Linked DNA regions of Homo sapiens: all the other regions are linked to region 2. Evidence: chromatin contacts called from ENCODE Hi-C or POLR2A ChIA-PET data. All regions are on one chromosome and are shown on one strand. Each heading gives the region's core, a stretch centred on a gene start or an enhancer-like site at or near the end of the contact. The rest is flanking DNA. Distances are from core to core; before and after follow the strand shown. Region 1 overlaps LOC101929902 (a long non-coding RNA gene). Region 2 holds the start of SIPA1L2 (signal induced proliferation associated 1 like 2). Region 3 overlaps NTPCR (nucleoside-triphosphatase, cancer-related). Region 4 has its middle 220 kb from the start of DISC1-IT1. Region 5 has its middle 26 kb from the start of NTPCR. Region 6 holds the start of NTPCR (nucleoside-triphosphatase, cancer-related).

The links. Hi-C counts contacts between places; a loop is a spot of excess contacts on that map. ChIA-PET counts read pairs that join two places held with the same protein, here RNA polymerase II (POLR2A). Pooled maps may share reads with other maps.
Region 1: a loop to region 2 is called in a map of heart right ventricle, with 5 times the contacts of the local background. The contact joins the enhancer-like site here to the promoter of SIPA1L2 in region 2. A Hi-C loop is called at or near these places in 19 of 168 maps with a recorded cell type or tissue (HAP-1, MCF 10A, Right ventricle myocardium inferior and 9 more), 1 of 37 single-sample maps with no recorded cell type and 15 of 50 pooled maps. POLR2A ChIA-PET finds 5 or more read pairs at or near these places in 4 of 52 experiments (BJ, Caco-2, MCF 10A and 1 more).
Region 3: a map of PC-3 shows a loop between it and region 2 (5-fold over the local background). The contact joins the enhancer-like site here to the promoter of SIPA1L2 in region 2. A Hi-C loop is called at or near these places in 10 of 168 maps with a recorded cell type or tissue (IMR-90, PC-3, Right ventricle myocardium superior and 5 more) and 6 of 50 pooled maps.
Region 4: a map of ascending aorta shows a loop between it and region 2 (5-fold over the local background). The contact joins the enhancer-like site here to the promoter of SIPA1L2 in region 2. A Hi-C loop is called at or near these places in 9 of 168 maps with a recorded cell type or tissue (IMR-90, aorta, ascending aorta and 5 more) and 15 of 50 pooled maps. POLR2A ChIA-PET finds 5 or more read pairs at or near these places in 3 of 52 experiments (MCF 10A, SK-N-SH and WTC11).
Region 5: a map of naive thymus-derived CD4-positive, alpha-beta T cell shows a loop between it and region 2 (12-fold over the local background). The contact joins the enhancer-like site here to the promoter of SIPA1L2 in region 2. A Hi-C loop is called at or near these places in 3 of 168 maps with a recorded cell type or tissue (CD4-positive, alpha-beta memory T cell and naive thymus-derived CD4-positive, alpha-beta T cell) and 10 of 50 pooled maps.
Region 6: a map of B cell shows a loop between it and region 2 (12-fold over the local background). The contact joins the promoter of NTPCR here to the promoter of SIPA1L2 in region 2. A Hi-C loop is called at or near these places in 81 of 168 maps with a recorded cell type or tissue (A673, B cell, CD14-positive monocyte and 50 more), 33 of 37 single-sample maps with no recorded cell type and 48 of 50 pooled maps. POLR2A ChIA-PET finds 5 or more read pairs at or near these places in 6 of 52 experiments (A549, Caco-2, HEK293 and 3 more).

What each region holds. Positions count from the first base shown.
Region 1 is chr1:232,304,589-232,309,278 of GRCh38, reverse strand. The region is part of intron 2 of LOC101929902 (a long non-coding RNA gene); the gene reads left to right. Among named protein-coding and RNA genes, the nearest start is that of SIPA1L2, 320 kb to the left of the region's middle. Within about 2 kb of position 2,703, at least 8 of the 41 ENCODE cell types and tissues checked have a DNase peak (open chromatin) inside an H3K27ac peak, as active enhancers do; they include gastrocnemius medialis, heart left ventricle, heart right ventricle and 1 more, where a contact is called at or near this core.
Region 2 is chr1:232,628,632-232,633,229 of GRCh38, reverse strand. It overlaps SIPA1L2 (signal induced proliferation associated 1 like 2), which reads left to right and starts at 3,097. Exons shown (of 23, transcript NM_020808.5): 1 at 3,097-3,361. LOC124904551 (a long non-coding RNA gene) reads right to left here and starts at 2,648. Exons shown (of 2, transcript XR_007066943.1): 1 at 1,794-2,648; 2 at 303-473. RefSeq lists silencers at 2,680-3,159, 3,220-3,319.
Region 3 is chr1:232,975,965-232,981,099 of GRCh38, reverse strand. NTPCR (nucleoside-triphosphatase, cancer-related) reads right to left here. Exons shown (of 5, transcript NM_032324.3): 5 at 1-2,937. The coding sequence ends at 2,869. Among named protein-coding and RNA genes, the nearest start is that of NTPCR, 28 kb to the right of the region's middle. RefSeq lists an enhancer at 2,147-3,346. Within about 2 kb of position 2,144, at least 2 of the 41 ENCODE cell types and tissues checked have a DNase peak (open chromatin) inside an H3K27ac peak, as active enhancers do.
Region 4 is chr1:232,140,281-232,145,223 of GRCh38, reverse strand. No RefSeq gene overlaps it. Among named protein-coding and RNA genes, the nearest start is that of DISC1-IT1, 220 kb to the right of the region's middle. Within about 2 kb of position 2,328, at least 8 of the 41 ENCODE cell types and tissues checked have a DNase peak (open chromatin) inside an H3K27ac peak, as active enhancers do; they include ascending aorta, where a contact is called at or near this core.
Region 5 is chr1:232,921,627-232,926,699 of GRCh38, reverse strand. No RefSeq gene overlaps it. Among named protein-coding and RNA genes, the nearest start is that of NTPCR, 26 kb to the left of the region's middle. RefSeq lists enhancers at 2,301-2,360, 1,927-3,126. Within about 2 kb of position 2,584, at least 2 of the 41 ENCODE cell types and tissues checked have a DNase peak (open chromatin) inside an H3K27ac peak, as active enhancers do.
Region 6 is chr1:232,946,900-232,951,924 of GRCh38, reverse strand. NTPCR (nucleoside-triphosphatase, cancer-related) reads right to left here and starts at 1,314. Exons shown (of 5, transcript NM_032324.3): 1 at 1,181-1,314. The coding sequence starts at 1,214. LOC107985361 (a long non-coding RNA gene) reads left to right here and starts at 376. Exons shown (of 2, transcript XR_001738525.2): 1 at 376-597; 2 at 769-3,705. RefSeq lists enhancers at 499-1,038, 1,039-1,580, 1,493-1,592.

The DNA.
Region 1 (4,690 bases), core at 1,454-3,953, 320 kb after region 2:
GGAGGATCTTGTATCAAACTACCTTTCTTGTAGACAACAGTGATAAATGTTTGGAAAACCTTTTAAAATAGTTATTGGAAGGCATTGGAGAGCAAACAAAAGCAGTCAAAAGCTGGAGGGGATGTCATATTTGAAAGGAGGAATTGCAGGTGAGGAGGAGGAGGGGAAACAGTCCCGAAAGGTGGAGGCATTTGGAGGACACCACACGCTAAGAGGAGGCCAGTGTGGTGGGAAAGGGGAGGGAAGCTGAGATATGAGACTGTGTAGGCCAAGAGGAGTTTCCCAGTCTTTATCCCAGGTGCCAAGGAAAGCCACCAAGACGTTTAAGCAGCTGTGAATGGCAGTAGGGGTGTTTCCTGTTTTGAAAATATCTCCTGGCTGCAGCTTGGAAAAGTGCTCTGATGCAGGGTTTGTTGAGCCAGCTGATTGAGCAGCCTACACAGCGGGATGTATCTTGCCTTCCTTCTCTATCGCTGCATGACACATTACCATACAATAACACTCACTGCTCTCTCACAGTTTCCATAGGTTAGAAGTCTGAGCACAGCATAGCTGGGTTCTCTACTTGGGTGTCTCCAGGCTGAAGTCAATGTGTTGGCCAGGCTGTATTCTCATCTGGAGCTCAGTTCATCTTCTAAGCTTATTCAGGTTGTTGGAAGAGTTCGGTTCCTTGTAGTTGTAGGACTGAGGTCCCTGCTTTCTTGCTGACTATTGGCCAGGACTTGCTCTCAGCTCCTAGAGGCCACCCTCAGCTCCCAGCCACATAGCCTTCTCAAAACATGACAGCTGACTTTTTCAAAGTTAGCTGGAGAATCTTTCCCTAGTCTGCTAGGAAAGAATCTTAGAGAAGGTGATGTATTTTCCTAGGTCTAGACCAAGGGGAGGGGAGTACACAGAGGGTGAACAGCAGGGTGTGGAAAGCCTGAGAACCACCCTAGAATCTGTCTGCCATCATTTCAACATGGTATACGTTTAACTATTTCCAGCGCCCAGATCTGCCTTAGGGGTGAGACCACTGATAATGAAACCCTTTGGTACCCTGTTCTTTTCAGTAAGCCCTTTGGATGGAGTCCTGTACAGGTTACCTGCAGCCAAGCAGATGTCCTTCTTTCTTAGTGGTACATTTCCCTGTAGAGTAATGAGCTATGACCACATGGGTTGGTTTTTTTGGGGGGAAGGCAGCATTCATGACAATAGTTTACTTTATACAATTGGCTCCTCATCACTTTGGCAAAATTTAACCTTTAGTTTGCAAAGAAGCCACTCTAGCTGAACATAGGGGATTAAAATACTTGTTTTTGAATTTGTGTATATGGATAAAGTTCTAAAAAATACAATGCTGTGCCAAAAATGGCGGTACTTGAAAAAGTTACAATAGCTGGCCTCTGTTTTTATAATGTAATTTCAACTGGATTTCCTTTGGCCAGCCTGAGTATGTTTTAGCTTACTTAAACTCAGATTGCTCTGCATTTTCTCCCAAAGAGATGTCCCTGCTGCAGTCTTCCTGGCGTTCTATTTGATTAAGACACTTTCGAGGTTGCTGTTCCTTTGACTTTTACTGATGTGAGAGCAATTAAAAGAAAATTGACTGACTCACCTTCCACCTCATCTTTCTTTGACTTGTTTGCTTCTATTTTCCATTCCATTTATTATTAATAGAGTGCTTATTTTCATAGCTTCTGCATATTTCACAAAACCAAATAAACAGCTCTTCCTCTTGGAAGAGGGGAAGGGTGCCGGTTGCCATTAAACCAGTGGTCACTCACTTCCCAGCTGGTTATGCATCCCCCTTGTCCTTTGGGACTTGATCCGGGAGGAAGCCAAGAGTAGTGTGAGGGGGAGGAATCAGAGGAACAGAAGGAGGTGACACAGGAGAGGGAAAAGCTGCCAGCCAAGCCTGGGCATGGAAGGGGATTGGGTGGGAGAGGGGGTCTCCTTTAGTCATTCAAGCAGAGCACCCCAAACAACCCTGACAATGGTGCAATGTTCAAGGTTACAACTCTCCCTTGGTTAGCTCTGGGGGATTAACTCCAATCTCCTGGGAACTCTCAATTTGCAAGCTTTTTTTTTTTTTTTTTTTTTTTTTTTTTTTTTTTTTTCAAAAGAAGGGCCTGGCAACAGGGCTTCCTTTGACATAGGAGAACTGGAAATGTTTCTTTTTTCCTCTAAGTTGTAAGGAACAAAAGGGAACAACATCATTAACTATACACTACCTAGACATGCCCAAATCGTGTATGTTTGTGAATTTTCAGTAATGCCTGTTGCCTTCCCCACTCCCCACTCACCCCATTGCTGTCTTCCAAACACATAATGCGGCCCGAAACATTTGAAAGACAAAGCTGCAGTGGTGTATGTTGACCCTGGCCCTTGATGCCTCCACAGAGTTCTCTGAAGTAAACATGTGAGCTGAGAAGCCTTCTTCCATGGGCTATAAATCTCTGTAAGTGCTGCTGGTTCTAGTCTCCGGTCTCTGCTGGAAGCCACAGCTGCGGGGGAGACACTTCCCAACTTTCACTGCTTGGGAAGGGTCAGAGATCCCCCCTGGAGCTGCCTCTTCCCTGTGACCCTGACAAATGGCAAATGGCACTTTCTCTAGGCAGCAACCTGCCTCCAACTTTCTCACCAATACCTGGAGACTTCCTTCCTCAGGCTGACAGCCAAGTGGCCCGCCGGACCCGCCTGGCTGCCAAGTGGGAGCAAACACAGGATGTTATTTCTGTTCTTAGAAGACCAGGTTCACACACCACAGCCAGGAGTGTGGGAAGGGAGAGGAAGGGCCTCCTCTCTGGCATCCAGTGCTGGCCCCAGTGGAAGTACTGTTTTCGTAGTGGGAATGAATGGGTTGGTCTGAGGCCCTGGGCTCCTACCCAGTCCTCTAAAGAAGAGAAGGCAGCCCTAGGGCATTTGCCAGACCTCAGGGAAGTGCTCGCTTAGTCCACAGGGAGGTGCTGAGGCTCAGCTTGCTTGGGGCCAGATCCACCCAAATATCCCAAGGCAAGCAAATCCTCAACAATCTTAAAATATAAACCCATAAATAAAGTTCTATTGGCAGCCTGCTCCATTAAAAATAAAAATACTCTGGGAATGACTTTTCAAGGCAAATGCTGGAAAAAGAGCTTCTAAAGGAACAGAGCAGAGGGGAGAATCAGGCAGTGCCTAGCTCTAGACCTGGCTGCAGGCTTAACTCCGTGCGTCTCAGATTTACGCTGCCCAGTTTGATGTCTTCTGGAAGCAGGAAACAAGTTGGAAGGGTGCTGGGCTTGGGAGTCAAAGGTGGATTGTGGGAAAGTCAGTTTATTTCATTTTATTTTTTTCAAATTTTATTTTAGATTCAGGGGGTACATGTACAGGTTGTTAGGAAAGTATATTGCTTGACGCTGAGGTGTGAAGTACAATTGAACCCCTCACATAGGTAGTGAGCATAATACCAGATAGGTAGGTTTTTCACCCTTGACACCCTCCTTCTCTCCCCTCTAGGAGTCCCCAGTATCTATTGTTGCCATCTTTATATCCACGTGTACCCAATGTTTAGCTCCCACTTATAAGTGAGAACATGTGGTATTTGGTTTTCTATGTCTGCATTAATTCGCTTAGGTTAATGGCCTCCAGCTGTATCCATGTTGCTGCAAAGGACATGATTTTATTCTTTTTATGGCTATGTACTATTCCATGGTACTATTCCACGATTTCTTTATGCAATCCAACACTGATGGGCACTTGCTATTCGTCTTTGCTATTGTGAATAGTGCTGCAATGAACATATGGATGCGTGTGTCTTTTTAGTAGAACAATTTATTGGGAAAGTGAGTTTAATCTTTTGTTCAACAAGCATGTATTCAGCACTTCTGTACGCTGTCATAAAGAAGGAATATAAAAATAAAGATAATAGGATCCCTGCCCCATGTGGCCCACATTCTAGGCGGTAGAAAATAAATAGGTAAACAAATGAGACACTTTAGAGCAATGAGTCTCATGGAGAGCTTAAAGAGAGCAGGCCCCGTGGCAGAGAGCCAATCTGAGCAAGGGAACTTTAAGCATATACCTGGGCTTTAAGAGGAAGTCAGCCACAGGAAAAAGGAGTGACACATTCAAACACTCGAGCTGGAAACCAAGGGCTCACTAGGTGAAGACTCAATTTCCTCACCTGTACAGGATATCACTGAGGCTCTCATAAAGAGTGAAAGTACATTTTGTGCTGCCTTGCTAATGTCTAAGAACTTGCTCAATGGCACAGCTCCCATTCCAGGGCTAAATTCTGGTGGTGCTTGATTTCCACAACAAGAACTCACACAATGGTCTAATTCCCCCTTTGAACCGCTCCTAGCCAAGTCTTCCAGTTCTCTGTTTTTCCCACCTTGTTAGCTTAAGAGACTTCACATGTGCCTGCCAATAGCTTCTGTACCTGATATTGTTCTCTTGAGCTCCCTTGAACCCAAAGCATAAAGAGAAAGGTGTGTGTGCACACGTTCTTGACCACACATACTTCTCTGTGTATTAACCCAGGTTTAATTTATGTCATGTGCATATACCAATGTGCAGAACATCTTTGAGAGTCTCTTCTATAAACACCCATGGAATTATTTACTTTGGTCTCAGTTCCTTTTTTGCAGCAGATTACCACCTAAGAGATCCAGGCTGTGTGTTGGTCATGCCTACATTTAAGAATTTCCAGAGATGGCTTCCCCAGCAG
Region 2 (4,598 bases), core at 1,848-4,347:
AACAAGGGGAGGGAAAATCTTGGCCTGGGGGAAGGCGAAAGTGATAAGTTCACACTAGCCTTTAGGCAAATACAAGTTTATAATTCACCATTGATGTTTGTCTTCAAAATTTCAGCAAAATGTATAGCTTTAACATAGAATGATTTTCAGTAAGATGTCCTGAGGCAAAAAGGATGCAGTGATATCTTCATAGGTGCTGCAATTCCACCGTCTGTGCTAAGTTTCAGGCTGTTTGCCTAAAAAGGCAAGAAACAAGAAGGCTGCTGCTAGGAAGACCAGCAAGGAGGGACACACACATTAAATCTAATACTATTTCTGGAATATTTTATTTGGTGAAGAAGGTTCAGAATCATTCCTGAGATGTGTCTCTTGAGGATCTCTTGTGGTCGGCCGTGAGGTGGACACCTCGTGGGTTTTGCTCTCGCCTGTATGTATCACCATTGTTCTGCACAGCAAAGGGGCTCACTCAGGACCTGTTTGTTGAAAGCAGGAACATTCCGATGAAGGCCAGCCTCATGTGACGTGGAGTTCTGGGAAAGTAAGAAACTCCCACGGACCTTCATAAACGTACACAAATATTTACTCTGCACAATCAATTACAGGCATTAAAAAAAATACTGCCAACCTTGGTAGTGGGGCTTAGGATATTTCAATTTTAGTTTGGAAAGCACAAGAAGTGGGATGGGAAGGTGAGAGAGTGAGAATTGTGGCTAACACCGTCATCGAAGAGTGTCTGGTCAGACTTCCTTCCATATATGATCATTATGTACTGGATATTAAGGAACACATCAAAGGGATGGGTTCCTCTTCATCTATTAGACAGTGTACATTTGTAGCTGCAGCAGTTAAGACCCACCTCAATGACAACCCACTGACCAAGGATCTGCTCCGGATTGTAGTGGATTTGTGCCTTAGGGATCAAAATGCTGGAGGAGATGTGGTTCTTCTCCTCAAGGCCCTTATAGACAATGAAACACGCAATAAGGTGAAATGTGATCATGTCCTCCCTAGGCACTCCCAGGAAAAGTTCCTTCACGGCTGCTCCTCCTGCAGGGTTTTGTTGAGTACACAGGAGATAACATTGATACCTCTTGTAGAGTATCTACAACATATGAGGATACACCTGTGAGTTGGTGAGCTCTTGAAAAGCCGAGCCTTATGTCCTGTGCATTTTATATTCCCAGCACCTAGTATGGTCTGGAACATCAGAGGATCTCCATAAATCTGTTTTTTTTTTTTTTTTTTTGAGACGGAGTCTCACTCTGTCACCCAGGCTGGCGTGCAGTGGCATGATCCCGGCTCACTGCAAGCTCCACATCCCGGGTTCACACCATCCTCTTGCCTCAGCCACCCGAGTAGCTGGGACTACAGGTGCCTGCCACCACAGGCGCCTGCCACCACGCCCGGCTAATTTTTTGTATTTTTAGTAGAGACTGGGTTTCACCGTGTTAGCCAGGAAGATCCTGATCTCCTGACCTTGTGATCCTCCCGCCTCAGCCTCCCAAAGTGCTGGGATTACAGGCTTGAGCCACCGCGCCCGGCTTCATAAATGTTTGTTAAATGAATACATGACAATCTTGTAAATGCTGATAATGGGGTGACAATTGGGAAACTCATCAAAACCTGGAGTGCTCAGGAATTGTATTATGTCACAGGATTGCTTCTTGACCTGTTTAGTTATATCTAATCCCACAGATTATACCTATAATTTAAAAAGATACGAAAGATTGTATAATGTGTACATGCTTCAGATCACAGAGAAATATAGTGTGGGAAGGACCGCCTCTATTTACCTTTTAACAGGGCTGTGTTCTAGGAAGTGTTTGTGATAGGGAAGTAGAGATAACACTTTTTCTTCAGGAAGAAGTCTGACTCTAGAAGGGGAGAAACTGAAAGCCCCAATCCAGTCTCAGGGAACCCAGCTCAAAACTCTGACAAAAAAGCCTGCTCAGGAAATTCTACGGTGTGGCTGGAAGGTAAGTTAGAGGCTGCCTCCACCTGCTTTATTATTCCTGCGTATAGATGACTGTTGCTGTCCATTTAGGCAGAGTCAATTCCAGTCTAGCTTAAAAGATTCTTCTGAGACCCTTTAATCTTTCAGCATCTAATTCAAATGTCAAGCAATTTACAATAATAGTTTCAAATAATGCTTCCTCACAGGTGAGTCAACATTTCTAAGAAAGCAGAAAAGTTGGGTATAAAAAGTTCAATTCTTCCTCGTCGGAAAAAAGATGCAAGACATTTCTACCGTGGGCTGAGCGCTGCCTGGAGGGCAGGGAGGAAGGGGTGAGCGGACCGCGCTGGGATGTGGGTGCCTGGAACTGCCAATCTCTCCGTTTTCCCCTTGGCTCCTAAAGGTCTCTTAGCAGCATTTCCTGCACGCTGGCACCCCCTGTCCTCCTAACGTTTTACTGCCTGCGTGTTTCTCTGTGCTTCCCCACCCTCCGACCCACAGGGCCCGGGGCGCCCTCCGGGGGCCGGCACACAGCAGGGTCTCGCTTCCTCGCGCTGTCTTCTTCAGATGGGATCACTTCGACTTGCGGCCGTTTGGGCGTTCGCGGGGCCTCGGCGATTCTGTGGCGTCCTGGGCTGTGTATGTAGCCCCAGCGGCCGAGGCTCACGGATCCGACCGCCCGGCCGCCGCGTCTGTCCCAAGTTGGGAGACGGGAGGGCCGGGTGGGGTCGCGCCTGCGCCAGGGGGCGGCTCAGAACCAGACTCGCGGTTTTTAACTTATTCCTCAGAGGGGCGAAAGCGAGTCTCGACAAGGACGGCGACGGCTCTCTAGAAGCCGGGGTCCAGGTAGGCTGCCCGGCCCTCGAGCTCGCCCAGCGCCGCTCATGATGCGCCCCGCAGCCCCCTCCCCAAGAAGGGCGTCCGGGCCCCTCCTGGACGCGCAGCTCCCGCGCGCCGCGGGGCCTGGGAACAGCGCACCGGCTGCGCCCGGAGCCGGGCGGACGGTGAGACTGACGGCGTCCGCGCCCAATCGTGGGGCGGGGCCGAGGGGGCCTGCAGGCAGCGACCAATGGGAGCCCGCAGAGCGGGCGGGGGGCGGTGCCGCTGGGCGGGCGGGCGGTGGCATCGGGAGCCGGCGCGGCAGACTGGGAGCCCGGGAGGAGCTGGCGGAGCGAGAGGAGGAGGAGGACGGAGGAGGAGCACCGCGCCCCCGCCGGCCGCCCGAGCGCAGGCCGAGAGCTCCAGCCGCAGCCAGCGGGTCCGGGCCGCCTCCGCCGGAGCCCGGCGCGGGGAGAGTCCGGGCCGATGGGCAGCCCCGGGCAGCGGCGGGCGGCGAGGCGGCAGCCCGGGTACGCGCCGCCCGGCGCGCACAGGCTGTAGCAGGTTCCGGCGGACGGCGTTGCGAAGGTTCGTGTCGGGGAATCCGACGGGCAGCGTGGCGAGGGTCGGTTCGGGATGCCTGCGGCCAGGCGGGGACTGTCCCGAAGGGGAAGGGGATGCCCTTCGGGGCGCTTTGGGGGGCTGACGGCGGCGAGGGGTGCGAGGGGCGCGGGGGTGCGAGGGTCGCGGCGCAGGGTCCGGCTTGTAGACGCAGATGCGCCCGCGCTCCCGATCCCCGGCTGGAAGAGGAGCCGCCGCCGCCTGTTCTCTCCAAGTTATCGATCGGCTGAAAGGTTATTCCCGTCTCGGCGACACAGGCACTGAGGAGGGTCTTCTCCAGGTGCCCAGAACTTCGCTCTGACTAACGCTCTCTGGAAGGGCTCGCGGTTGCCCGACGCAGCTTCCCCGGCGCGCCTGGCCAGCTGACGCCGAACTTGCTGCGGGGCTAATTCCCCTTCTAGAGGGGGTGCGCCCGGAGCGCGCGCCCTCACCGGGACGGATCCCTCTTTGTAAGACCGGGAGCCTCCGGCGAGCGCTCTTCTCACTCACCGCGACCTTTCTTCCCACTTTGCCAGCTCCTGGGCCTCTCCGGGTCTTCCCGTGTCAGTGAGGGTAGTTTGCCCACGTCCTGGGAATATCCCTGGGAACACCTACAGATTAATTTTCAGCCGTGCCGCAAACCCAAAGAATCAATTTCGGCTCATCATCTGCAAGAGAGAGCCGAGGCTTCTCGGAAAGAGAGAACAACTTGGCATTACCCCTGTGGGAGATATTTGTCATCATTAACCTGCTTGAGTTAAATTAATTCAGCCCAAGATGACTCTGGCCTGAGTATTGGAAAAAATCAAGTGCATTGGTTACGGAATTGTGCTCACCAAAACATGATTTTGGTCAAAACAAAATTGTAGACATTTTGGATTTTGGTTAGATTGAGACTGGGTTTTGACAAGGATGGCTTTTTTTTAAAAAAAACAAGGAAAAAAACCCTCAAAGAATCTTGGTGATTCTCATGTCTTTGCCCAGTAAGTTCAAAATAGTCGCACAGATTTTTCTTTTCTTTGCCTCTTTTGTCTGCAGTCTCCATTCTAAACGTTAACACTAGATGGCTTTCTTATGACAGACATTTAGTAAACTGCCCATTTGAGTCGCGTTTGTGTGCAGCCTAGGTTGTAATTTTTCTAGTGTTACAATTAGTAATTGAAGAAAAAAGATCTCCCAAACTGTTGCTTTTTATTGCTTTCCTAGAAAACCTACACATACCGAT
Region 3 (5,135 bases), core at 895-3,394, 350 kb before region 2:
AAAGAATGATTTAGTAAATCGTGCTTCAAATCAGTCCTGATTCCTCCCATCCGACCTTGTTATTCTAGCTGAGATTCTTCATATAAGCAATACATGTTAATTCTGTGCTTTTCAAATTGAATTCCTCCCTGAGACTCATATCCAACCATCTGTTAGATATTTTGCTTTGTTTGAATAGGAGGCATTCCAAACTCAGGTATAAGAGAATCCCTGACTTCAATCTGCCCTGCTGCCCCCACCCCACCATCCGGCAAGAGCTCCTCACCTCAGCCGTGGCACCGACAGGGAGGTGGCGCTCAGCTCTGCTCCTCTCATCCTGGCTGCGTGCAGGGAGGGGACGGTCACGTGGAGTTCTGCCACGGCACCTCTTCTTCCTTTAAATCTCAGCATGACACTGTTGCTACAGGCTGTGTGCGTTTGGCCCTGAGTTCTAGTTATCTGTGAATTCATCTTATCCTTCATTAAATGTCATTGCCTTACAATACAGGGATTGCATCTGACATCTCCATACATGCTCCATGATCATTCTGTTTGACTAATACAACAATCATTTCAGGACCTCACCACAAGAGACACTAAACGTTCTTTGGATTTACAGCAGTTTATCACTGCTAAATGTCAACTCTGAGGTCTGGGGGCACAAAACACACTAAAAATGCTAAAGCCTCAAGAAGGACGCAGCAGGGAGTGATGAAAGAGTGAACTTTGGAGCCACGCAGACGTGGGTTCAAATCTCCTTTGTCACCGCTATCACTGTGCTCCTGAACGAACCACTTAAACACTCCAAGCTTGTCTCTTTACCGTTAAAGGGAAAGTGTGCAGAAGCTCCCGCAGCCCCAAGTGCTAGGGGCCACCCTGAATCTGTTCCACACAAGTGCATACTTTCAAGTAGGCAGTGACACTCCCACCCCACATAAGCACAACTGGCTTCAGTGATAAGCCCCTCAGACTAGCTATTTAACTTTGAAATAACCTTCACCAGCTTTCTTTCTCATTTAAGACAAAATCAAAGTCTACAAAACAGACACGGCTGAAACACCAAGCTCAAAAGGACAAGCACCAGAAGGAACATGGCCCTTGGTGTTTCAGATGCATGAAGGGCGGAAACGCAAAACGGCCTCCCGGAGGTGCCAGGAAAGGCTCCATCTTGATGGGGTCCCACTCCAGCTGGGGCTGACCAGCTCCACCACGCCTGGGTGCACATTGATGACATTTCCCCAGCCTGCCTCCCTATCTCTTGGTTCTCCTGAGGGCTGTGGTACTTTCAGATTTACGGCCAGGATCAGGTTCCCAGGCCTTTGTGGGAAGCCTCTACCCAACTCAGAGGCCGTGCCTCTCCTGGCCCACTGAGGCATGCAGCCCACACCGGTGTCCTGGTGATGGTGGCTGGAAGTCACAGCCAGCCTGCCAGACATCCTGAGCTCGGAACTCAGTCTCCCTGAACAGCCCCGCCAGGCAGGGACTGTGGAAGGAGATGCCCACTTCCTCCTCCTGGGCAGGTAGCCCTTTTGAGGGCTTAGTTCATAATCTATTAGGCCTCCCTGTTGTGGTCCCTCCAAGGCTAGGCAAGTCCAAGTCAAGCTTCACAAAGTTACCTCGGAAGAAAAGCGCTGAGGAAAGAGACACTGATGGAGGAACCAGACCTGGGCTGCGTGCCATTTTGGTTTTGATGTGAGCCCCTCCCGCCCCATTCACTGTGCCCCAGTGCCCAGCCCAGGGCTCCTCACCCGCCACATGCCCGACTTGTCCACAGTTAGAGAGAAGGCACACTGCTGCTTATACCAGTGGGTTTGTAGCCAATGCTAATTTGTTAAAAAAAAATCCTGGAAATTCATAGATCTTCACCAAAAATGACCTAAAAACACTGAACTGTTTATCACTCCAGTACCATCTACCACTTGGAGGGAAGTTTTTATCCTCTATCAGTTCTGGGGTTTCAGGGGTCTCTTCTACTTTCCTACTTCATTTTTATAGTACCCCTGTTATGGGCTGAACTCCGCATTGCTACACCATTATTCCTGATAAGCCCAGCCCCTGGCACTGGGCACTCTCCACAGTTGTGTGGAGTGGTTGACAGTTTCCTTCTGTGGTGTGACATCACTCCTGAGATGACAGCCACTTCCTGCTTTTCTGGAAGGGAAACTAGGCATAGAAAGATTCAAAATTGCTCCCGAGTAAACTAAGGCAAAGCAGTGCTCTTATGCAAACCCGTGGGCCTGAGCTCTTGTCATCTGGTCGGCTGAATATCAGATGCTATCAACACTTCCAAAGGTTGTGTATTCCTCCCACACAATGCCTCCTGTCTGTAACCATCAGATTTATTTTTATATTTATTAAGCAGTAAGCAAACAGAGTTGGGGGAGATGACCTAAAATGGTTTTCTTTTGGAATAATATTTTTTAAAAAATCAAATAACTGTTATCACTTTAAGTTGCATGAGGCTGAAGCTGCACCTGGAGAGGAATTTAATTTTCATGACATGCAAAACTGATTAGGCAGTGAACTCTTTCCTCCCGCTTCCCCTGAACACATTTATAAACTTCAACGGGGGTGAATTCCATCTAATACTCTGAAAACCATTTCTCATCTCACAGTTTACCCAAATCATGTGCATGACTGCAAGAGGAAATAAACAAGAAATCTTTAAGCATAGATAAGCCACAATGGATAGTTAATCTTGTACAGACAATCCAGCATTAAGGCTAATTTGATCTTTTAAACATTTTATGGGAAACAGCTGTTGAGTTTTCTCTAGAAAAGCCCACAAGGTTCCATAACCCCATAGGCATACAGCCTCGACAGGCAGGGCTCCATCAGGCTCCTCTTGAACTGGGCACTCCTTCACGGAAGGCAGGAATGCACGTGTCTTCACTTCCTGCTGCTCTGCACGCACGTCACGATATCTGGCAGAAGGTGGTTTCTGTTTTCCTTGGTGACCTGTGGGAAGAAGTGAGAGAACAGGCTTCAGAGCTCCTTTCCTCTTCTTCAATCTTGTGCTAGGTAACTCTCTAAAAGAAACGCCTGGAAGGCTGGGAGAGGGTGAGGTATGTTTTGTTACCCAGGCAGGAGGCCCAGCTCTTCAGGAGCACTCAGAAACAGGACAGGAATCACCGAGTCCCAGCATCAGTTTCTGCCAAGTGACAGCTCAAAAAGTCAAAGTGGGTTTGGAGCCCAGACAGATTTCAGCCAACCATGGGGAGAGCTGTGAAGTGAGTCCGACGAGGCACACCGGGACGGATGATGGGCACACAGGACCCCTGAGCACGACCTGTCCTGAATGGAAGGAACTCAACTGTTGGAGTGAAGCGAGGAGGAGAGCCTGGGAGCCAGCGGGGCCCAGGAGGGCACCCAGCAGAGCAGCAGTGAAGCGCCCAGGATTCTGGGATGCTCAGTCATCTACCCGCCTCTCCACAAACATCAAGTGCTCATTTGAAACATGGAGAAGTGGGAGAGCCAGAGACGTGAGGGTGCCTCCGTACAGACTGTTACTCAGGCCTCCTGACTGCAGTGTGTTCTCCAACACTTACACCATTACAAAATCAAACAAAAGCAACAAAGAGTTCACCAGAGCTTTACCCGATGATCTGTTTATTTTTCTTTCACTACCACACCATCCCGAGTGCCCCAGGGTAAAGGAAGGGCCATCTCTGCTCCCATCACAGTGCCTTCCTACTTGGCCCATATAATATCCATCCACTCAACACACGCTGATGGGGTGGAAGGGCAAACAGGAGCCAGGCACAGAGATGCGCATAGAGAAGCACCACAGGTAAGGACCCTGACCTCATGGAGCTCGCAGACCAGGACAGGACAGGCATGAACAAGGACAATGAAGGAGTCTGGGGGGCAGGCAGGAACAGGGGCATGTGTGGGGTCAGGGGCAGGAAAGGCTTCCAGGGGTGCTTAAGCCTGGATGTAATTTCGACAGGTGAACCATGGAAAAGGGGCTGAGCCAAGGTTCCCGGTAAGAGCAGGGAGTGCATGTGGAAGCCTTCTGAGGTTCAGGGTGGTTGTATCTGAAGAGGGGGCCTGGCATACAATAGGTGCCAATACATGTCTGAAGAGGAGATGCAGAGCGGACCTCGTCAATTCTGGTTCCTGGCACCTGCTCACCCTTCTTGGAAGAGTGCTCTGGTTGTCTTTAGGAGACTGTACGGTCTAGGAAACTTGCCCCCAGCCAACAAGTGGGCAAGCCAGGCCCTGGCAACTTCTCTGAGATCTGTACCCCAAGAGGAGTGACTGAGATCTGCACCCCAAGAGGAGTGAGCTCACGCAGCAAGTGCCAGAAGCTGATCCCATTTCTACTGGTCCTGGCTGCGTCAATCCCGTGATCCCATTTCTACTGGTCCTGGCTGCGTCAGTCCCGTGATCCCATTTCTACCGGTCCTGGCTGCGTCAATCCTGTGATCCCATTTCTACTGGTCCTGGCTGCGTCAATCCTGGGCGGCTGTGGCTCCACTTGAAATGAGGACAGTCAGCTTTTCCTTTGGCTTCATGGGACAGCTCCAAAGCCTATAAGGCTTTTTGATGCTGTTTTCACTTAAGTTAGCCAAAGTCCATTCCTGTTGTTTGCATTCAAGGAATCCACCTGAGGTAGAAAGGAGGCGACACAGAGGTGGGCACCACAGGGGCCCTTTTCTTCCACTCTGAGTTCAGCAGTGATTGCAGTAGCTTCTGCCTCCAGCCAGGCTCTGTGAGAGTGGACTGTGATACACAGCTGGAGAATTTGCTCTGGTCTTCTATGACACAGTACGGTGACTACAGAGTAAATAACAAGGTAGTGTATATTTCAAGATAGCTAGAAGAGAAGATTTTGAATGTCATCACCACAAAAATGATAATTTAAAGTGACAGATATGGAAATTACCCTGATTTGATCATTATACAATGTATACATGCACTGAAACATCACACTGTACCCCATAAATATGTACATTATATCAATTACAAATTAAAAATTAATTTGAAAATTGAGCAGAATGCAAACACTCCAATATTAATATTTTGATACTCCCTTTGATTTCCCTAAGATTATTTCTGAAAATTATGCAATAAAATGTTGATGTGCAACTCTCTGCAGTATTCACTTATGATATTCCCTGTTGAGAAAAGCACACTCCCAAATGCAAGAACAA
Region 4 (4,943 bases), core at 1,079-3,578, 490 kb after region 2:
ATTTTCTATGTGTGAGACCTAGAGGCTTCTTCTGGCCCTAAAGAGAATGAAAAGAACACGGAATCAACAGAATGGCAGAGCAAATTGTTGGTGAATACTTGGGAGGGTATTATGACCCTAAAACGATAGTTATCAAGGCCCTGAGTGTGCTACGTCCTAATATGGCATCACATCTAACGGAAGGATCCCCGTCAGATCACATTCTGGGTAATATTTAATATTATGGACTGGATGCTCTAAAGACTTGACATCAAGGCCAGGTTGTCCCATCCACGCCTTCCAGGCCCCAAAAAGCTGCTCTCTGGCCTACAGGTGTTCAGCCTGTCAGCTGTACTTCCTTATCCTGCCTCCACCCAGGGGCTGCGTGTACTTCAGGGCACATGAGTCTGAAGCAGTCGACTCCCAACTTTTCTGAATGTGAAGCCCTATTAGTTAAAAACTTTTGAGCATGTGTTCCTTATGTATTGTTACAAATTAATATATTACATTATACACATTTGCTCAAAAGCAGAAAATTTAACAGAATGAGACATTACTTATTTTCTGTGTAGTTCCTATACACAGAAAATAAGTTGGCAGACCATCCTCTCCTCTCATCTATAATTAAAATACAGTGTAATAAATTGGAAAAATTTCTCACTTTTTTGATGATTTTGATATTATTTTTATAATATCCTGCAAAGATGAACCACTGTAGCTTTCCTGCCTTCTGGGTTATATTCCCTGCCTGCAGGCAGAGACTGTGGAAGCCATGGCTTTTGTGAGTGCCACTGGGCTGGACCTGGGCTCTGCTGGGGCTCCTATTGTGCTGGGTGGTCTGAAGTCTGGCCCCTGAATTCTAGGATAGGAAGAACAGCTGGGGGAGTTTAGGAATGAGGGGTGGGCCCAAAGGGGTGCCGAATGACTCAAGGCAGATGCATTTAACCAGGTCCGGTATTATCATAGATTTATTTGTTTTGGGAGGAGAAATACAAAATTTTTGGAAAAATATATCACATAACCAATGGAAATATTTGCAAACTGCTCTCTACGTCACATGAGTTGCTTCTGAAAAGTACTTTCGTTGTTACTGTTAACTTGTCACCTCCACATTGTACATGAATGTGTGTGTTCCTGTGTATATCTTTTCCTTCGTTTTCAAAAACATCCGTGTTCTAGTGACAAGAATGTCCTTATTAAATATTTTCCAAATTTGGCACACTTGTCTTTTTGTAAATGAAAAATTTCTAATTCATCCTTAAACTTTATAACTGTACTTTATTTGCCCTGAGATAACTTAGGAGCCTCTAAGAGGCACAAATTATTTGTATGATCATTCCTTCACCTCATTACAAAATGTGACAATCATCCTATATTCTTAGACAGATGATATCTGCAGGGCTACTGACAAAGACTCTCTTCTTGACCAAATTCTAGTCAGGCTCCACTGAGCCCCCTTCTCCACTAGGCCTCATCCTTGGCCTATAAAGGCTTGAACAAACACAAACACAGTTTCTAGCAGCTCAAGGCCACATCCTTAGCATGCCCCTAATCTCCTTAAAGTGCCTGCCTGAGAAATGCAGGGCTGCCCAAGGAATTTACTGTTTGTTTCAGCCAAAACCTGAAGATAAGTACCCTGTCTCCCAGCCTCCAGAAGGGCAGCGCTTTGAGAAGGAGCACTTAGAAAATCCAGATAGTTTCCACATGGACCAAGCTTCCTCCCTCCCGCCTTTGATGATTTTTCACTTCCCTGACTCTCCTGAGTCCCCACTCACACCTCTCCTCATTCCCTTATTCTTCCTTTAAAATGCCTAGTCACTGCTGCACAAATCAAAGTGCTGATTGAAGTCTCTTCTTACCACTTTAACTAGTGCCTGGCTTTGTTTATTTTTGACACTGTTTAAGCCAGAAATAGGTTAACTGCCCCACGTCACAACACAGGGGGCATAAAACAAACATGGGAGGTTGGCACCATCAATCCTATTGCCATGGGATGGGTCTGGATGGGTTCATTTCTTCACGGAATTCACAGGGAAAGACAATTGCCCAACACAGTCTGAGTCAAGACAGCAGTATCAGTCTGCACATTACCTGTCAGTACAACTTATTTTCCTGCTTGTTTTCATTAGATCAAAAAATACATGTAGATTCACCTTCTAGCATTTTCATGTACTTCCAGTGGGCCATACTGCATACACCCCACATTCGGAACCAGGGATCTGAAGAGCAAAGTTATGTAAGGAAAGCGCAATTGGAATTCATGCCCCACAGTCCACACCCCGTAGGAGACGGATTCCACATGGGGTGATTCAGACTTTACCCTGGTTAGCCCTGGCCCAAAAATGCCAGGCTCTTGCATGTGCGGGGCATCATCTGTACAGATGGTATTCCCATCTGACAAGCAGGGCTTTCTTGGATCCACGGGCACTGTGCCCAGTAGATGAAAAATGTGAGCAGCACAGATTCAAGCCACTCTTGTCTTCTTAAAATAAGCAATTCATTTTTTAGGGAGCTATTTTTAATAGCATTAGTTACTTGGCAGCTGTTTCCAAAATGGCTTCCACAATTCTAAGAAGCTGTGATTCATCCTTTGGCCTGGCAGTGTCCTGGGTACATGGAAATTCCAGGGGGAGTTATAAATGCCACTTTTCATGCTTGGAGCTCACAAAGTCCTCTGTGAAGCCAAAAGTGAGATTCGGCAAATTCCATGACAATGAGAAACAAGAACCAGTATTCAGTTGATTGTTGGTCAAACACTCCTGTGTTACCCAGTGTGGGAATCACACACATTAGCAACTGGAAGCCACTGAGGTCTCTCAGTCTGTTCCCTGTAGTCTGGATGGGATCCTTTCTTCATGGTTGTTTTCTGGATTATACTTATTTCCACATTGGCTTGCATTACTTTTTTCTGTTTTTTATTTTTACTCTATATTATTTTACAAAATAGTGAAGTATGCATAAAATTTTTTGGTTTTTAAATGTTCTAATTATTTTTATTTGCTTTTCACATTTAGTAAAAATAAAAAATCTCAAATAATACGAAAGTATGGAAAATGAAAAGTAAAAGACCCCAACTCACAACCCCTTCTTCATTTGGCAGAATTAATCACTATTTTGGTTTGTCTTACTTCACTATTTATATATGAATTTATTATACCATATTTAAGATAGATTAGGTAACTATCATTACCATTTTGTTAGATATGCTGCCAGCATTTTCCAAGTAAATGCAAGCATACACATATATTTTTGTATTTACTATTTTTATTTAGATTTTTCTGTTTTCACTGGGATGATGCTATGTATACTGATCATCATTTCCTGTTTTGCATGTTTTATTTTGCACTTCTTTTTACATTGGCACAATTGCCTTTATAATTGTTGCACGGCACTTCTTTTATGGAATCATCATAATTTATTTAATTGCTCCATATGAATGGGAATTCAGCTTGCTCCAGGTTTTTACTATGACAGTGTGGTGCACCCAACATCCTCACACTTAACAATCTTAGTAAATTGGTCAATTTCTAGACATGAGATCTTTAATATGTTAATTATAAATTGACTAAATAGAATGCAGTTGCATTTGGAGAAAATTTCACCTTAACAGTGCCACCAATCATCATTGCTGTCAGAATTGAGAATTCTTTTAATGTATTTTTAAGTTTTTTAAGTTGCAGCAAAATGCACATAACACAGAATTAGCCTTCTTAAACATTTTAAAGTGTATAGTTCAGTGGCTTTAGTATTATACATTCTTATGGTTTTGCAAGCACCAGCATCATCCATCCACAGAATTCTTTTTATCTTCCCAAACTGAAACTCTGTTCCTATTTTTTTGTTTTGTTTTTCTTGTTTTGTTGTTTTGTTTTGGTTTTGGTTTTTTTTCATGACAGAGTTTCTCTCTTGTTGCCCATCCTGGAGTGCAATGGCGCGATCTCGGGTCACTAAAACCTCTGCCTCCCGGGTTCAGGTGATTCTCCTGCCTCAGCTTCGAGTAGCTGGGATTACAGGCATGCACCACCATGCCCAGCTAATTTTTGCATTTTTAGTAGAGACAGGGTTTCACCATGTTGGTCAGGCTGGTCTCGAACTCCTGACCTCAGGTGATCCACCCACCCCAGCCCTCCCAATGTTCCTGTTAACACTAACTCCCTCTTCCCCCTCTCCACAGCCCCTGGTGACCACTATTCTACTTTCTGTCTCTATGGATTTGATTCTTTAGGAGCCTCATAGGAGTGGGACCATATAGTGTCTGTCTCTTCATGATTGGCTAATTTTACTTAGCATGATGTCCTCAGGGTTCATCCATGGTGTAGCATGTATTAGAATTTCCTTCCTTTTCAAGGCTGAATAATATTCCATTGTATAGATATACCACATTTTATTTATCCATTCATCCATAGAAAAACACTTGTTTAATATATTTTAATATTCACTTAGTTGCAAATTTTCTGATCCTTCAATTGTCTAATTTAAAATCAGGAAATTTGAGGAAAACACACATATATGAGTCCATCATAACTCTAAGGTCCCACTGCATGACTTTATAGGTGAAGAGGCACTGATGGTCTGCCCTCCTCCTCTGCAAGTACCTCTGGAAATCTTTGTACAGGCGATGCCATCACCACCCTTCTCAGCAAAGCCAGAGGGCTCAGCCTGCAGCCCAGCCCCTCGTGGCAGGTGCAGCCCTGCTGCTCATCGGAGGGATGCATCGTAGGCATTGTTAACACACAAGAGGAGGTCACTGAAGAATGTGATTGTTCTGCCATTGTGTTTTTGTACGGTTCTTTTTTCTCATGAAACTTCATGGAGAAATTTAAGAAATGTAATCAAAGTATCTGCACTTAAGTTTAGAGCCCATTGCATGTCTTTGTGAGAGTCTGTGGGTTTCTGCTACCACATGACTTAGACGGGTTAGATTTGGGGAGCTCACTTTGTCAAAATTTCCCTGGCATTTTGTC
Region 5 (5,073 bases), core at 1,335-3,834, 290 kb before region 2:
TGAGCCTTGCTGCCACCTAAGAATAAGACCATCCCATCATTAATCATGTGCTTTCATTTGCACTGGATCCCATCACAAAGGAATTAATGTCTGTGGCAGTCAGGTGGCTCTTAACTCCTTACGAAGAGTAATAAGGCTTTACTTTTTCATAAACATGGATGTGACACAGAAACTAATACCATCCAGTAAAGTCCAAACCAACTGCTTCCCACTAGAGAAGCTTCTCCTCTCCAGGAAAGCTTTACCCGGCCAGACCAGACTCTTTCTCCCTGGACCCATGGCAAATACAGACTGTTCATTTAGTGAATCACTCTCCCTCTTCTGTTCTCTTCTTGAAATATTTTTTCAACCTTCACGCTTTAATTTCTAACATGTTTATGTTCTGTCTAGCTCCTAGGTGGTAAGAGAGTGGATTTAAAATTGTAATCCCCCCAGGAGAGCAAACATTGCCCAGTCTTTTGCTTCTTGACCAAGGGAGGTGCTTGATAAAATATTTATTGATCTCACCATTGATTCCTCTCTCAGTCTCAGCACACATGGGTCACAATGGACAGTCATTTTTCATCTCACATTTGGCTTTCTAATAGTCCTTTCTTAAAGTGATTCCATTTGCTCATGTGAAGTGCAGAGACCTGGTCAGGCATGAAGAATACAGCTTTTCCTACTGCCTTTCCAGGCTCTGGCCATGGGCCCTGCCTGAGTGGCCCTCTGTCATCATGCTCTGCCAGCTCACTTCAAAGCAGTCTGGCCTTTTAAACAAAAGGCACAATAGGGCTAACAGAACAACCCTGCAATGTAGTTGAACATAAATGCATACGAAAATGAGACACAGCTTCTCTCACTCACCATGGCATAGTGCTTTGGGGCCTCTGGTGAACTTGAAGAAAACCCCAAGCCCCTTTCTTAGAGCTTTGATGTGCCACTGTAACAAATGCACAGCAGGACATTGCACCCTAGTTCGCATTTAAGCCTTCCTGTTTAATTTGAGCAAAACTCTCCTTACAGGAGAATTAAACAATAACCACATCACAGGGAGATCTTAAAGTATTAGCAAACATCTGCTGCAAGCGTCGTGACAAGCACATGGCCCTAATGGCCCGCAGCCCCCCTGAAGAAGAGCAGATGTCTGTATAAAGGATGAATTTTGTTTATAAGGTGTTTTTGGTATGAACTTTTTCTTTGGCTCTTGTTAAATGGAGAACTTAGCAACCTATTGAAAAGGCATTTTGTCTCCACCCTGTAGAGCCAAATTGCTTCCTTGCTCTTCTGACTTCCTGACTGCTGAAGGAAGTCTTGGTCTATCTCAGGCAGTTAGTAAAGCATTGTCAGAATGGCCAATGGTGCATTAACCAGACCTGTTATTCCTAGTGGTCAGTGCAGTCTTTAAACACAAAGCTGGGTGTTCAGAGACCTGAACGCTAGTCCTCCATTGCCATGGTTAGCTGTGTGGTCCCAGGTAAGTCACTACCCTGACTGCATGGGATTTTGCATCTGTAGAATCAGCAGTGGTCTCTTCCAGATGTATCATCTGGCACTTCTCTCTCATGCATTTCTCTGGGCTAGTAAATTCTTAGCAAATTTCAACCTCGCTGACACCCCAGTGAGATGGCCTCTATTCATTGGGTGGTAATGGAGGGCTCTAAGAATTATCTGGGGAATACTGTCAATGCATTATAAATCACCAGAGAGGCTGCATCAGGCTCGAAAGTGGATCTCTGCTAGCTCTGAAAAGTCCATTTTTATTTTCTGGCTTAGAGACATTCACAAGATATTTTTCAAATATACATTTCCCTTGAGCGGTGTGGTCTCTGGGATGTTCAGGTACAACAGAATCAGATGTCACAGAAATGTTAGGTCATTCCAATTCGCTGCAGTTCATCTTTGCAATTGTTAGAGGGCATGGCCCAGAAATACAGAAATGAATGAAGCGAAGAATTTTCAGTCTCATCCTGTCTATCTTTGCTCATGCAGACGCAGTCAGGCGGATGACTCTGTGACCTCTCACCCTGGATACTCTTGATATCCACATCAGTGGGGTAAAGGCATCTTCAAATTCTATTGTCTTGAACCAAGGATGAAAATGTTTCAAATCTTCACCCCTTCCTGATTCCCGAGGGGTCTTTTAATGGCCTAAGCAATGCCGTTAAACAAATAGTCCCCATCAACACGGAAGATGGTGATTTGTGGTCATTTTTCAGTTCGTTACAACAAATGCCAAGGCCCACTCCTTGCATTGACAGACACCCAGGAAGAGTCTTCAGGGCCTATAGATGAGATCAAGGTGAAAATTACTTTGAGATCAAAGTCTTCTCTGCTGCAGTGCACTGGAGGGCTTCTGAGTCCAGCCAGGCAGTGAAGGAAGACTTCCCCACCCAGCACCTGGCTCCTCCTGCCTTTCTGAACAGGGTTTTGATTTGTTGAACAGCTTAGGAAGTAAGTGTGGCTTTGCTTAAGACCGCCAGCTTCCATAGACTGAAACGGTAGATGTAACTTACCCCAAAAGACAAAGAAAAAGAAAGCAAGATAGCACACCCTTGGGTTGGTTTCTGGCAAGCTCTAACCACATCAATGCATAAAACTGTATCTGTGCCTGACTGAGCAAAGTGACAACAGTGTCACAGAATCTGATCTTGAGATTAGCAGCTGCCCCTCTTTTGGAAGAGCTGTCCTTCACCTTTACTGCAAGTTCATGATAAAGTGCCATCTTCCCTCCCTTTACAGCCACAGCAGGGATGTGAGCTACCAACTCAGCTGCACCTAGTATCCCTTGGATTGAGAGGAGCGCTGACATGTCCTTACTCACCCTTGCTCCAGGCCCACAGCCCACTTTCAGAGGATGATTAAAGCAGAGTGAGAATGAGTCAGGTTCTCTCCAGAAACCAAGGGTCTGAAGTAGCAATTGACTGAATGGGACCGGAAGAGTGATCTGGAAGAGTTAATGAGTATTCAACATTGCTGGGCTCTACTTCCTGGTTCAGCCTTCCAGGAGGGGAGAATGAATCTGACCCAAGATTTGTCGAGTTCTTAAACATGGCATTATTCGAAATAAAATTTCCCCCTTCATCCTCTTATTGCCAAGGAAGACACTGATTTTTCAAGAAAGAAAAGCTAATATGCTTGCATAGAGTGCAAATAGAATGTGTGACCAATCATTGGACTGACAGAATTTGCCATCATTGTGACAAAAGATTAATTCATTTGGTCAATTAGGCCTGTAACAAATCAAGACAAGAAATTTTTGAAAATCAAACTTTTCACTTTACTGAGTGATATGGTTTGGCTGTGTCCCAACCCAAATCTCAACTGGAATTGTATCTCCCAGAATTCCCATGTGTTGTGAAGGGGGACCCGGGGGAGATAATTGAATCTTGGGGGCCAGTCTTTCCCATGCTATTCTCATGATAGTGAATAAGTTTCACAAGATCTGATGGGTTTATTAGGGCTTTCTGCTTTTGCTTCTTCCTCATTTTCTCTTGCCACCACTATGTAAGAAGTGCCTTTCACCTCCCACCATGATTCTGAGGCCTCCCCAACCATGTGGAACTATAAGTCCAATTAAACTTCCTTTTCTTCCCAGTCTTGGTATGTCTTTATCAGCAGCATGAAAATTGACTAATACACTGTCATCAGGCACATTTATTCAAAATAATCAAATTACTATTCCTGAATAGACACATATAAGATTCCTTTGAGAATTAGCAAACTCATACCTCAATATTGCCAGTAAAATTCTAAATTCGTGAAGTAAAGGTCCATATTTTTTGCTGCATTTTTAACCGTCACATACCACAGTGTGAGAAGATGTGTGGTACATTATCTTAAAATGCTTCTTACTTCCTGAAAAATTAAGTCAGTAATCTAAAGATTTTACCACAATATTTTACACACAGAAAGAAACCCTAAAACTGTGTCTGGATTTTATTGCAAGAAAAGTAGGCCAGATGTGGTAGCTCATGCCTGTAATTGCAGCACTTTGGGAGGCTGACTAAGCCAGGAGGATTGCTTGCGACCAGAAGTTTGTGACTAGCTTAGGCAGCATAATGAGACCCTGTCTCGACAAAAATTTCTTTTGAAAAATTAACAAGCCATGGTAGTGCACACATAGGTACTCCCAGCTACTCAGGGGGCTGAAGCAGGAGGTTGAGGCTCCAGTGAAATATGTTGGTGCCACTGCACTCTAGCCTGTGTGACAGAGCAAGACCCTGTCTCTATAAAAAGAGAGAGAGGTAAGTGGCAAATAATTTTCGATTTTTACCACACCACCCCTCTTTTCCTTCAACTCTGTGAATACATAATGATTCTCCCTTGCTAGTTTCTTATGCCTTTGAAAAACAGTATTATTTTATAACGTAATCGAAACTGCCATGGACTGAATTTTATCCCCCCAAAATATTGAAACCTTCACCCTAATGTGACTGTAGTTTGAGATAGGGCCTTTAGGAGGTAATTAAAGTTAAATGAGGTCATAAGGGTAGGTCCCTAATCACACAAGGTTGGTGGCCTTATAAGAGGAAGAGAAAGAGCTCTCTCTCCAAGTACACTCAAAGAAAAGACCGTCTAAGGACACCATGAGAAGGTGGCAATCTAGAAGCCAGGAAGAGAGCCCTCACCAGAAACCAAACAGTGCTGGATTTTGATCATAGATTTTCAGCCCGCAGAACTATGCAAAATAAATGTCTGTTGTTTAAGCCACTCAATCTATGACATTTTATTATGGAAGTTCACATAGATTAATACAGGCAACTTTACTGGAAACATTATAAATCTTTTTTCCCTCAAAAGATAAATAGTTTCAATCATGGAATAGAAACCTTGTGACAAAAAACACACCTCCTCTCCCCTTTCTCATGTTAGGCAGCCCATTAGGGAATGCCAACATAAGTCATCAAATTGAGTTTGGTAATGAGTATTTTCTCCTTTCTTTTTCTCTTCCCAGTGAAACAACATTTCTTGTGGTCTCAACCATTCACAAAAAAATAAAAAGGAGGCCAACTACAAACACAAATCATACAAGCAACTGTAGTCAACAACATCAATCTTTCATTTAAATGTATGCCAACATAATGTTGGAGC
Region 6 (5,025 bases), core at 65-2,564, 320 kb before region 2:
TTGGGGTCAGCCTGCTGAGTATCAAACTGCATTCCAAGTTTCAAATAAAGGATTGACAAACCAACTTTCAGAAAACAGTTCTTTGCAATACTTAGGAGTGACTTTAGATAGCAGGCATTTCTCAAACCACCCTCCTCCTCCTCACCCCCTGCTCCCCAACTCCCCCATCCAATGCCTGACAAAATCCCAAAGTCTGCAATATTAGCTGTAGCCTTTGCTACTTACAACTAAACATAATCATTAAAATAAAGTGAAAGAGAATTCTAGATCCAGGGTTACAGCCTTTGATATCTGAACCCACACTAAACTTCAAAATTAGATTTGCCTTGCAAAGGAGCTGAAGAAATCACTTTCTCCACTCTTAGCCCATCTATCTTTTTTTAGCCTATCTGATGCAGCCTACCTGTCCTTTTTAGTAATGCTTGATACATGGGTAGCGCCTTGGTTTAAAAGCACCTCCTCCTACACCTCTCATCTGACCTCAACGCTATCCTGCTTCTCAGATGAGAACTCCACAGGCCACAGGGTTGAGGGATCTGACAGACATCAGGAGGGGACAGCGACAGGAACAAGCAAGAGTGTCTGAGAAGGGCTCCTGTAGGTACCAAAGCTTCTCCACCTCTGGCCTCAGCTGTGGAGGGAATTCGTGGGGATGGAGATGGGGATGGGGGTGGGGGGATGAACTTAGATGGGAAAGAAAGGTTACAACTTCAGTTTCGCTGTCCTCCAACTAAAATTTACCATTTTTTTTTTGCACGATCAATGTAGCAAAGACCCACAGTAAGGAAATACCTGTGACTATCAACAGAAATTAGACATCTCCACTTCACATCGCGGTTGCCGCAGATCTCTTGAAATACCATTTGTGCAGACCACAACGTCAACACTACAGTAGGAGTTACCGCTGCCGCTGGCCCCTGCGGTTTCTGCCCTTCATCAAGAAGCCAGTCTAGGACCCCCTCACAAGTGTGTTCTAATCCTTTAGGCCCTGTGTCTTTTAAATCACGTTTTCCGGGAAGGAGTACAAACTCTTCAGACTACCAAGCCCGCCATTTAAATTGGGAACTTCAGAGGCCGGAGCCCTGGAGCCGGAGACCCTCCCCGACAGCACAAGGTCGCCCGCAGCCCGCGCGCCCCCACCCCCTCGACCTCTTGGAGGTGGGGATCCCCTCAGGGTTACCTGGGGGCCCCGTTAGGAACACGTGCCGGGCCATACTGGTGGGCGGGGGTAGGGGTTGCGGTCAGGGGAGCAGTCCAGGTTGGGGTCGCAATTCAGGTCAGGTCCGGACCAGGGTCGCGACTCAGGACCCGCCCACCGCGTGTCGCAGGCCCCGCCCCCAAGCGGTGCTTTGACCGGAAGCACCGCCCTCAAGACCACGCATGCGCCTTCTCCCGAGTCCCCGGTCCGCGCCTGCGCATTCAGCCCTCGGCATTGGCGCCTGTGCCGCGGCAGTTCCTATAGGCGGAGCGGGTTGTACGGTCTCTTAAGTTTCATTCTGGGTTCAGGGCTTTTGTGGGGTATTTGCAGAGATAAGTGCGTGAGAACGTCAGTTATTAAACTATTGCTGCTTCAAGTCAGCGCCATCACCCAAGTTCTGCCCCTTGACTCCGGACCTAGGAGCTGAAATTGCCCAAGGCTGCCGGGACAGCCCTTTTGTAGAAGGTTTGTGACCTGGAAGCATTCCTCAAAGGGGGATGCCATGTTAATGACTCCAACTTTGTTCTCAAACATTCCTGCAGAATAGAATCAGCTGGGGAGTTTTAAACTTGCTCTGATGCCTGGGTTTCACCTGCAGTAATAGGGAGTGTCAGAAGACAAAATTACAAGTTTAGTTTAAAGATCTAATTGGCTTATATTTAGGATCTAGAATCGAGAAATAGATCATTTCATAAAGCAAATAGAGTGTTCCAATGAGTTGTGCAGAGGAGGTTGGCTTTATGGGCAAAAAAAGGCTGAAGAACAAAACAAAGAGTGGGTATTTCAAAGTTACTTTCCTTATAGGGTTAAAACAGATTGGACTTCGTTATTGTACTGACTCAGGTTAACTACAATCTCCTGTTTTTTGGGAAAACGGGCCTGTTTCAAAGTTCAGTTTGGTTACATGGCACTTGGCACAAGTGACTCCATTCTGGTTTGGTCTAGTCTGCTAGGACCTAGTGCAGGAGGTTAGTCCAAAACAATGGCCTCCCATAAATCTTGTTTAACATGAGTAATTGGTCTTGAGCGAGTCTTGAGCACCTGTATTCTTTTTTCTTCTTTCTAAACTCCAGGAAGTTCCTGAAGTGCGCTAGGGTTGAGAACCACTGGTGTAGGCAGGCTTCCCGTCCTCAGCCATGCATAGGACGCCCAGTTTTCCCTCTTTACTTTCACACCAAAGTGTATAAAGATCTCCTCTTGCAAAGAATTAAATAGCTTCTCCGTCTCACTTTACCACTGCAAGTGTTCCGGCCAACGAATGACGTGGCAGTGGCCTTGGGCCACATTTACCTGTAAACTCTTTCAGTCTAACATGTGTACAGCTTAATTTGTAGTCAGTCGTTCCCCATCCTGGCTGAGAAAGCAGTTCAGTGAGTGCTCAACTTAATTGGTTTCTGCCCACACATGGACCTCTTGGTTTCCCTTTAGCCTGAGACATATGCCAGTCCAATGATTATCTAAAAAAACAAAGTTGGATTTGTAAAATATAGCTGTCATCACCATCATTTCTGCAACATTTGTAATGCTCTATTATTATAACAGTATACTATTTATTATCCCAACTGTTAATGTAGGGCCTTCCACCTTGATTTATTTTGCAGTCCATATATGTTGAATACAGTGAAAAGTTGATATAGTAAAGTAAATTCATAGGAGGAGCTTCCAAAAAAAAGGAAAAAAGTATATGTATCTCTTGTATCAAAAGTACTCGTTTTAAATGTTAATCAGATAGCATTTTCCATCACTGAAAAGCAGTTTGGATTTGCAAGGCTCACCGGAAGTTGGGTTCTTTTGTTTTGTTGCTGTGCCTGGAATTCTGGCATCAGTTTAAGTAGCTCAAAGATACATGGAATTCAGATATGGTGAATCAACGTCTCACAAAACAGAAAAAAAGACTCCATAGTTGAATGTACTTTATCCATGGAAAATGAATTATTTGGATGGTAGTTCCACGGATATCTTCTTGTTAGAAAATTCATTGATTTGATGCTTAATTTCTACAGTTTCCTGTATGTGTTATTAGGTAACAATAACAAAAAATTAAATAGCTTATATCTCTTAGAGATTAACAACAAAAGAAGATGGCATAAATTGAAACAAATTTTAAAATAAATGGGATCTTAAAGTACTGTACCATACTGAATCCAACTTTTGCTTCCTATCTAATCAACATCCAATGGACGGATGTTTGTGTCCCCCCAAAATTCATATTGTTGAAATCCTAACCCACAAGGTGAAGGTATTAAAGTGTGGGGCCTTAAAGAAGCAATTAGGTAATCAGGTCACTAGAGTGGAGTCCTCATGAATGTGATTAGTACCCTTAGAAAAAGGCGGGAGAAAACTTGCTTTCTATCTCTCTGCTCTCTGCCATGTGAAGATACGAGGAGAAGACTGCTCTCTGTCAACCAAGATGAGGGCCTTCCCCAAGAACCCAGTCGTGTTGGCACCCTGATCTTAAACTTCAGCCTCCAGAGTTGTAAGAAATAAATGTTTTTTTGTTTAAGCCACTCATCTGTGGTACTCTATTATAGTAGCCTGAGCTAACACACAAGGTAGAATTAATTACCTAAGGAACAGGTGATTCCAAAGATTTCTTCTGCAACACCTGGGTGCAGCCTCACTTATGACAGGATGCAGTACAGTTCTTTATTAAAACAGTTTGTAGGTACAACTCTACAGTCTCTACAATTATAAAATACCCTAAAGTCCAAAAAACACTGTTTATTTTGTTTTCATATCTACCCTTTTCCCAGAACTGTCCTAATTTTTAAACTGCAAATTCTGTGTCTTAGAAAGCCCCTCAATCCCGAGCAAACCAGGATGAATGGTCATCAAACTGTTAAAGGAACATTTGGGAAGTAAAGCAGAAGGTTTCATGTGGTTAAACAAGATAATTCCTTCTTACAAACAAGTCAAAGGCTAATAATACTTTATTGTAAGCTGGTTGTCTTGTCAGCGGTGGTTATAGAATGACTGTTTAATGCAGTCTGTACCTAAACTCTGAGCCATTCATACCCTGAGTTCTAATCTCTGTGCAGAACAATGTTCTATCCTGCCAGTAACCCAGTAGGACAGAAGCAGAGATGACTCTACACCCTCACCCCACCCCTTCCTACACCGCATGCCTGGATGTCCCCCACGCCCAGCTGCTACTGGCATCCTGTGGCATCTTCCTGGCTGGACACAGAACAAGAGTTCTGGCATATTTAGGGTACAGTTTCCTAAGTACAGGAAAACTGAAAACAGAACAAAGAAAAAGTATGGATGTGAAAATAACCAAGTGGGAAGAGAGACCATTGTGTTGTTTGGCCAGCCCACTGTTCATTTCACTGTATGGAAATAGCAGCTAAATTCTCCTTTTAGGAACCCCCTTTCTCCCAGGCTCTGTGATTGATAGGAGTGAACCTCCCTCCCTTTCTCATTATCCAAGGGGAATACATGACCCAAGCCTGGTCAACGAGATCATTCTATCTTCCCAGCCTCAGTGATTGACTCTGAGGAAGCATGTGACCCGGGCAACACATCTACCCCTAGCCAGTGGGGATCGAGGACAGCCACCAGCCACCATGACTGAAGCAGAGGGACAAGGGGAAGTGAGAGGGGGTGTGAGAGGCCTCCCCCGCATTCTCCCCAGTCACTCCTTGCTCATCCTCCAGGATGGGCTCAACTGTTACTGCTCCCCAAGGCTTTTGTGATTCTCCAGGCCCAGCCTCTGCTCCCTTGGCCTTCCCTTACAGCACCCCCTGATTGCTGGCATCTGCCTCTTCTCCTGCCACCCAGTTATGAACTCCTCCAAAGGTAAAAATCTAGGCTGGGTGCGGTGGCTT